Linked DNA regions of Homo sapiens: region 1 is linked to region 2. Evidence: chromatin contacts called from ENCODE Hi-C or POLR2A ChIA-PET data. All regions are on one chromosome and are shown on one strand. Each heading gives the region's core, a stretch centred on a gene start or an enhancer-like site at or near the end of the contact. The rest is flanking DNA. Distances are from core to core; before and after follow the strand shown. Region 1 overlaps CREB5 (cAMP responsive element binding protein 5). Region 2 has its middle 6.9 kb from the start of CREB5.

Evidence for each region. A loop is a pair of places that touch in the nucleus more often than their neighbours do. ChIA-PET counts read pairs that join two places held with the same protein, here RNA polymerase II (POLR2A). Pooled maps may share reads with other maps.
Region 1: a map of mammary epithelial cell shows a loop between it and region 2 (2.5-fold over the local background). The contact joins two enhancer-like sites. A Hi-C loop is called at or near these places in 2 of 168 maps with a recorded cell type or tissue (PC-3 and mammary epithelial cell) and 4 of 50 pooled maps. POLR2A ChIA-PET finds 5 or more read pairs at or near these places in 3 of 52 experiments (GM10248, GM12878 and HEK293T).

Annotation. Positions count from the first base shown.
Region 1 is chr7:28,743,043-28,747,448 of GRCh38, forward strand. All of the region lies in intron 7 of CREB5 (cAMP responsive element binding protein 5), which reads left to right. Among named protein-coding and RNA genes, the nearest start is that of TRIL, 210 kb to the right of the region's middle. Within about 2 kb of position 2,574, at least 5 of the 41 ENCODE cell types and tissues checked have a DNase peak (open chromatin) inside an H3K27ac peak, as active enhancers do.
Region 2 is chr7:28,403,415-28,407,849 of GRCh38, forward strand. It overlaps a transcript of CREB5 not described here. Among named protein-coding and RNA genes, the nearest start is that of CREB5, 6.9 kb to the right of the region's middle. Within about 2 kb of position 2,422, at least 2 of the 41 ENCODE cell types and tissues checked have a DNase peak (open chromatin) inside an H3K27ac peak, as active enhancers do.

The sequences.
Region 1 (4,406 bases), core at 1,324-3,823, 340 kb after region 2:
CAAAGTGCTGGAATTACAGGCATGAGCCACCGTGCCCAGCTTATTTTGCTTTTACTAATCGAGTGTTGAGACTTGGATGACAGTGTAGGCCCTAAGGTGCTATATAGCTCATTGTCCCTGGTGATTCAAGGCTATTTTTTGCCAAAACATGGCAGGGAGGAAACCCAGGGAAGTGGACATTAGAAAACTTAGAAAAAGATTTGTCTCTATCCGACTGCAGTGGCTCACGCCTGTAATCCCTGCACTTTGGGAGGCTAAGATAGAAGGATTGTTTGAGGCCAGGAGTTTGAGACCAGCCTGGGCAACCTGGTGAAACCTCATCTCTACAAAAAATACAAAAATTAGCTGGGTATAGTGGTGTGCACCTGTAGTCCCAGCTACTTGGGAGGCTGAAATGGGAGGATCACCTGAGCCCAGGAAGTCAAGGCTGCAGTGAGCTGTGATTGCACCACTACACTCTAGCTTGGCATCAGAGTGAGACCCTGTTTCAAAAAATAAAAAAGAAAGAAAACGAAAAGCTTAGGAAACTGTTTGTTTCTGTATTGGTTTGTTAGCGATATCCCAACAACATACCGCAGACTGAGTAGCTTAAACCACAGAAATTCATTTCTCCAGTCTCAAAATTCTGGAGGGTGGAAGTCCAAGATCAAGGTGTCAGTGGGGTGATTCCTCCAGAGGGCTGTGCGGGGAAGAATCTGTTTCAGGCCTCTCTCCTTGGCTTGTAGATGGCCAACTTCCCCCTGTGTCCTTCCCCGGTCTTTCTTCTCTGCTGTGTCTGTGTCCTAATCTCCTTTTCTTTTTTTTTTTTTTTTTTTTTTTTATTATACTCTAAGTTTTAGGGTACATGTGCACATTGTGCAGGTTAGTTACATATGTATACATGTGCCATGCTGGTGCGCTGCACCCACTAATGTGTCATCTAGCATTAGGTATATCTCCCAATGCTATCCCTCCCCCCTCCCCCGACCCCACCACAGTCCCCAGAGTGTGATATTCCCCTTCCTGTGTCCATGTGATCTCATTGTTCAATTCCCACCTATGAGTGAGAATATGCGGTGTTTGGTTTTTTGTTCTTGCGATAGTTTACTGAGAATGATGGTTTCCAATTTCATCCATGTCCCTACAAAGGATATGAACTCATCATTTTTTATGGCTGCATAGTATTCCATGGTGTATATGTGCCACATTTTCTTAATCCAGTCTATCATTTGATTCCTAATCTCCTTTTCTTATGAGGACACCAGTCATATTAGATTAGGGCCCATCCATATGACCTCTCATTTTACCTTTAGTACCTCTTTTTTTTTTTTTTTTTTTTTTTTTTGAGATGGAGTCTTGCTTTGTTACCAGGCTGGAATGCAGTGATGCGACCTCAGCTCACTGCAGCTTCCGCCTCCCACGTTCAAGCGATTCTCGTGCCTCAGCCTCCCGAGTAGCTGGGATTACAGGTACACACCACCACGCCCTGCTAATTTTTGTATTTTTAGTAGAGACGGGGTTTCACCATGTTGGCCAGGGTGGTCTCGATCTCTTGACCTCAGGTGATCCACCCGCCTCGGCCTCCCAAAGAGCTGGGATTACAGGCATGAGCCACCATGCCCGGCCCCCTTTATTACCTCTTTAAATGTCCTGTCTCCAAATACAGTCACATACTGAGGTCCCGGAGTTAGGATTTCAACATATGAATTTGAGGTGGGACATGGGAGGAACAAAATTCAGCCCATAGCAGTTTCCTAAACTGAAGATTGCTTAAATATTAAAATCTTAAACAAAATCCTAACCAGGATGCAATGATTTGCCTTTGCAAAATCAAATCTCGAATTCCAGTGGGAGTTCTCTAAGGATCTGTAAAGCCTAACTGTGTTGGGCTGGTCTTTCTCAGGAAGAGACCTCCCTTGAGAATATTGTAGCTTGCAGACTGGTTCATTTATGAAGCTGAAAGCAGGCAAGAGAGGTGCCCAGGGTACAAATATAGGAAAGAGCTTGCTCTTGGCTGTCTGCATGCTGACCGTGTACTGTGCATTTGCACAATTCTGAGAGTGAATATCTCTTTAAATCTTGTGCCCTGAACATCTCTCTTGCTCCACGCTGGTCCTTGCACTTCTGTAGAGGAAGGCAAACAGTATTCATAAGTTGTAGTCGCTCTTTCAATGATGTTTTGGCAAACATCTAGTATTCAAGTGTTCTCAGAAGTTGATTGAAAGTGTGATTGTTAACACAGGCTGGGGGAAGGAATACGAAGGTGTCCTAAGTCATTTCCTTGTTAATAGTGACAGCCACTGAACCAGGAATAGATTTTGAGGTCCTTGTGCTGTATCTCTACATTTGTAACCCAATGTCATGCTTGCTTTTATTTGGCTGCATTCTTAGCCTTGATGCTAGATGATGACCTAGAGGACAGCCCAGGATTTGGGAAGGGATTCCATGCCTTGATTTGTGAATCCATAGCCAGGCTCAGAATATGCTGAGGTCTTTGGCACTGTGTCAGTGATATGATCCTCTCAGAAGTGTCCAGCTCTATTCTGAGAACGGAGCAGGCGCAGATGCACCTCATCTCTGCCAGTGGCTGTGGCTGTGAACTTTAGAAACCCATTCTGCTATTACAGAGCAGAACCCCAAGAGCTAGAGCAGATGATCCACACCTCTGGAGCATGCTGCTGTTCTAGCAACAGGCCGGAGCTGTCTAGACAGGAGAGAGCTTTCCTTCTTACCCCTGGCAGTCCTTGATCTGACCATGGAGGCAATGCTGTTTTCTTTCCAGAAGTGGCGTGGTTAGTGAGGCAGTGAATGTTGCTGTCTTTTAAGAGACCAGCTAGGACACCTAAGTCCCAGGCTTTCAGGATGAACATTTTAGTGCTCTGGCTCCCTGCTTTTGCCTAAGAACACGCACTTCCTCCAAGAACCTGCTCAAGCCCTCCTGGAGGAAGTCCAGATCAATGCTTCTACTCACTGTCCTCAGCTCAGTGCCTTGACATGAATTTGCAGAGCCTGATGAAATATTTTCTCATTCTGAGGGGAAAATCAAAGCCACCTCTCCCCTTCCATCTGACTATTCAAAATGTACCAGAATTTCCTTTAGAAGTTGATCTCTAAGGAGGTACAAAGCTACTTTTGCAATGAGCCCCCTTTTTAGTATTACGTGAAAGTTCCACCATTAATATTAGCAAAAATGAATTCTCTAGGGACATGGAGAGAAAGAAATTTTGGTTATAAGGTCAGTCTGCCTGTAACTTTCTCATTCTCTCACTCTATGTAAAGCAACAAGAAAAGTTGTAAGTTCAACATGGCATTAGTCTGTAGAGGCTCGTTTCAATACCACAAAGGCTACTTCCAGCTAAATTTTAATAATCTAAGGCCTTGCTGCTCAAAGTGGGGTCCCTTGACCCACAGCACCACCGGGGAGCCCTTTAGGAATGCAGAATCCCTGGCCCCACCTCAGACCTGCTTTTTAATAAGATTCTCAGGTAGCTCGCAAGCACATTAAGCTGTGAGAAGCACTGTTTTAGGAACTAATGAACCTTAAGAGATTCTGTCCAAAGACAGGAAGATTTGAATTATCTTCTCTACCCAGAAGCTGATAATTAACTTTAGCAGTTGTTAGAGGCGATGGTTTCTTCCTATCAAGTCCTTTTGCAGATGGTCCCTCTCTTATCCATTCTGTTTGAGACCCCTTCAGTTTGTAATGAAGCTTAATTGATTAGCTCTATTTGTGAAAAGCTCAGGCCCTAATAAGCACACTCCCACTGGGTACACAACTAAATAGTTTATGAGGTAATTCGTATTTTAATGTCTTTCCTAATGAGCCCTTTCAGTAATGAAATCCCCTGAGAAAACGTTATTGGTTCCCAGACGTTTCTTAGGCTCCTAGGGCAGGAAGGCTGATGAAGGTGGAAACATGAGGCTCTAGAGTAGAAAACAGTTTTCAGTTCAAAACAAGGCAGATTCTTTTCTTCCCCCTCAAGAAATATTTCAAATATGGCTTTTCATACCTTATTTTCTAAATCCTTATCTTCTCAATCATTTAGAAAAACTAGAAACAAGACTTTTTTTTTTTTTCCTGAGGCTGTTGTGGAATTCCTTTCCTCTGCAGTAAATAAATAATATGAGGGTTGCCAGTGTGTATGATGTTATACAAACAAGAAAGACAGATGGAGAGGAAAAGATACAGGGAGACAGAAATGTGTGCACACACACTTGTGTGCAAATACACACACAGCACCTGCTTGGTGCCTCAATGTTCTTTGTAAGTCTGTATTTAAATCTTCTCAGCATCATCACTTCTGTAATAGTTGATAAATGTGTCAATCCCTCCTCATTAAGGGTGAAGCCAAAATGAGTCCCATAATGAGAAAGAAGCATTTAGAATAGCAAAGTGGCTGAGCAACAAGACAGTTATCTGTAGCACA
Region 2 (4,435 bases), core at 1,172-3,671:
ATAATAATATCTAAGACTATTTTTTCAGTAACTACTAGTGTCAGACATTGTTTTAAGCATGTTACATATATTAACTCACTGAATCCTTGCAGTATCCTAGGAGATAGATGCTGATATTATCTCCATTTTGTAGATGAAGAATCTGAACTTCAGAGAGGTAAAAAAAAATTGGCCCTGATCACACACCTAGTAAGTGACAAGGCTACGGCTGTCAAATCTCTTGCTGTCTGCTGCCTTTCCTCTCAGCATGTGAGCATGGAGCTGGGGGTCTGGTGGATCCTGTCAATCATATGTCTGTGGGCAGCACCTGACACATAATTTTTGAATCCAGTGCTAACTGAAAATGCAGGGCCTCTTGTTTAAAAGGCAAGGGAAAAGTGCCACCGAAGATAATAAATAGAAAGTTTTTTCTCTCTTGCAAAGTCAGTCTCTTGACTTGTCATGGTATGTTTTATTTGCTATTTAATGTCACTTTAAATAGCAAAAAATTAAAATGTTACATTATTAGCATTAATTTTACTGTTCATCTTTACATCCTGCACTGCTAGTTTTAAATGTAAATATAAGATCACTTAACTTGTATGTGAAATCACTCAAATCCCATAATTTGTATGTCATGGCCCGTACATACATATGTATTTTGTTCTTACCAGAACGTGGATACACTGTACAAAACAAGCTCAACCACCTTTATTTCACTTCTTGATGTGCACACGTTCTGCCAACTCTCTGCTTTCTGTTTACTTGTGATGAGGAAAGATGGAAAAGAAAAAGAACTATGGGCCGCCCTATCTTTCTCTTGCCTTCTATGTCATCATTTTCAGTGTATGTGGTTGCCTAACACAGGGGCCTAATGCAGGTAAGATAGGGTTCTTGGTTGTTTATGTTTCTTGGGATGCCATTGGTTTTTTTTGCATCCCAAGAAAGTTCTGGTTTGAAAGGAAAGCGTGACCTCTCAGGGCTGTCAGCCTCACCTCTCCTCTCCCATCCCACTCAGTCAGAGAGATCATGAATTTACCTTGTATTTGATTTGAGTCTTGCTGGATTTCCATGCACCTTGGGTCCACTGGAATTTGGTGCTCCTGAGGCATCATGAGCAAGAAACAGCAGACATGCCGTGATCACCAACCTCCTCATGCACATGCTCCACCAGGCTTCTTTTATAAAGCATAAGTTCAAAGATAAAATTATTAAGAATTTCAAGATGGTGACAGTGAGCCTTAAACCAAATATGGGACCATTCTGAGCATGAGATGAGGCCCTGTGTGACCAGGTATCACAGGCCATGAAGCCAGTCCTGTCTGTCTGGAATGGCTTTTGATTAACCAGGCACAGAGTTTGCATGGAGGCTGGTGGCTTTTCCTACTCACTGCCAATCTCTGGCTTGTTCTCAACTTTCCTGATTCTTGCATCCTCAAACCAACTTGTGCTCAGGACTACCAAAGTATGGGGTGCCTTCAGGCAGGCACTGGGACAGGCAACAGCAATGTGGGTTCTTTTCTCATCTCTGCCATGCCCCAGCTGTGCAATTCTGGGTAAGTTACTCAGCCTTTCTAAGAGTAAGGTTCCAGCTGCCTCACAGAGTTGTGAAGATTAACAGAGAAAATGCACATAAATCCCTTAGCTCAAGGGTTGGCACAGAGCAAATGCTTGGTAAATGTTAGTTAACAGTGTTGTGGTTTTCACAGTTTTGGATGCATTTTGCAGTTTCATTTATTTGGAAATCTTTATCCCTTCAAATAAGGTAATGAAGAAACCTGGTGAAGACCCATTTTAGAAGGGATGGAAACTTCCCAATGGGACGATAGCTAGATGTTTAACCACAAAATGGGCTTCAGCAGCATCCCTTTCCCCATCACTGTTAATTTAGTTAAGAAAAGCCTAAAATAAAATTTTGGAAGTGGGAAAAGGTCACTCTGAGTGATGTGGGCAGAAGGGATGAGGAGAAGCCTTCTCTAGGGATATGTTCATCTTTTTGGGAAGCTGCTAGAGGATTGGTCTCTTTTCCTTTTTTTGAAACAGGGTCTCACTCTATCATCCATGCTGGAGTGCTGTGGCGCAGTCACTGCTCATCGCAGCCTTGATCCTCCTGGGTTCAAACAATCCTTCCATCTCAGCCTCCTGAGTAGCTGAGACCACAGGTGCACACCACCATGCCTGGCTAATTTTTAAAAACTTTTTGTAGAGACGCTCAGGCTGTCTATGTTGCCCAAGCTGGTCTCGAACTCCCAGGCTCAAGTTATCCTCCCGTCTCAGCCTCCCAAAGAGCTGTGGTTACAGGTGTGAGCCACTGCGCCTGGCCTTGATCTCAAGCATATGAACTTTGGGTCATATTTTTGAGTGTCTCAGGCTGACCTCTTTTCTTCTCCGTCATCAGCTTCCTCCTGGATCCCTGCCCATCTATGAATTCATTAAACTAGAGTCACTCAAAGGATGTGTGTGTGGTGGTGGTAGGTGGGGAGTTCCCCAGACGCTTGCATCAGAATCACAAATGCAGAATCCTGGACCCAATGCCAAACCTTGGAACTAAAATCCCTGGGGACGTCTGACTCAAGAAACTGACTTTAATAAGTTGCCTGGGTGTTTTTTGCTTACTCCACTAAGTTTGAGAAGTTCTTTGGGAGCCTAGGAGCTGGGAAGAAAGAGACCATTTTTTGTTTTCTGACTTCAGCACTGGGCAGATCTGCTAATGTTTGCCGAATGTTGGAGAAATGACTGAACCCAAAGTACAGAGCTAAAGAATTTCTTCCCATCTGAGGCCTCTTGGGATGGTTTTATTCAGGCCTGATTAAGCACTAGTAAGGCTGTAAATGTCTTAAAATACTAAAATTCTTCCATGGGAGTTGGTAAATACCTAGTGCTTCCCCACTGGCCCAGCTGCCTAGTCCTCTCCCTTCCACTGCCCAGGATCCAGCAACTAAAGGTCTCCCAGGGGTCTCATCTATTCTCATTGGTCACTGCAGGTGCCAGTCAGCTCTGCATAGGTCCAACCTCTCTGCCACCGCCAATGGTACCTCGGGGGTTGGCTGTGTCCAGCCTATACTCCTGTTCTGTGGAGGGAAATGGGATGAGCATCGGGAGAATCTTGGGTGGGTGGTACCCCAGCCAGTTTACCTTGGTTCTGGTGTAAGCGCCCCTGTCTCCACACGTCTGACAGGCCACAATGGATGGAGTCCTGGTGGGTGAGAGGGCATTCCTAGTGGTGGTGCTGGCACCCCAGGGGGCAAATGCCCCAGGCCATGGCCACCGCCAGTGGAGGCACCCTTAGAGATGCTCTTGCATAGCTGCTCTCAGCAACTGCAGCCTCCATGAAACTCTGGCTCTGAGAAATCCTGGGAGAGACTGAGTGAGCATGAGGCAGAAATGTGAGTCCACAAACACAGGGGCTCTGCCAGCGCATTTGACAGATGAGAGGGCTGCTTGGTCCAGATGACACATGCAGAAGGCAATGTGGGGCTGGGGGAATTATGGGGTAAAGGTTCCCTTTTCATTTATTTAGTTAAGTTTGTAAAAAAAAAAAAATCACCAAATGCCCACCTATCACAGCATTAGCCAAAATACCTTTATTAATAAAAAGAGAGTGAGTGCTTCCATAGTACTTGCCCTGTGCCAAACACAATTCTTTTTTTTCTTTTTTCCTTTTATTTTTTTTGAGACAGAGTTTCGCTCTTGTCACCCAGGTTGGAGTGCAATGGTGTGATCTCAGCTCACTGCAACCTCCGCCTCCCAGATTCAAGCGATTCTCCTGCCTCAGCCTCTCGAGTAGCTGAGATTACAGGCACCCACCACCACACCCAGCTAATTTTTGTATTTTCAGTAGAGACGGGCGTTTCACCATGTTGGTCAGGCTGGTCTCGAACTCCTGACCTCAGGTGATCCACCTGCCTCGGCCTCCCAAAGTGCTGGGATTACAGGTGTGAACCACCGTGCCCGGCCCCAAGCACAATTCTTAACTCAAGTAATAAAATTCTTAACTCGAGTCGCTGTAGTTATCATCACCATCCTCATTCATAGTTGAGGCAACTGAGAACCAGGCGTCAAGTAGCAGAGCTAAAATTTGAATTCAGGCAGGCTGACACTAGAATCTACACTAATAAATACCTCTTCTTTTCTTCAGTTTACATTTAGAAATGATTTGTGTGTGTGTGTGAGATCTGGAATATGTAAAAATCTCAGTCTGTAATATGACAGCTAGAAACCTTTTGCATGAAATTGCAATGATTTTATTTCTACAATAAGTAGAAAACTCAGTGATGAACTCTGAATAAGGCTGTGAGGATCAAACAGTCATCAGTCCCTGTGGTTTCAAGGAACACTAAAGGGCAAGGGGCCACTTAAACACTTAAAAACAGAAACAACATGCTAAGCTCTTCCATTTAGTATGTCAAAACCAGCTCAGAAGTATGTGACAATCCAGGCAATGTATTACAGTTTC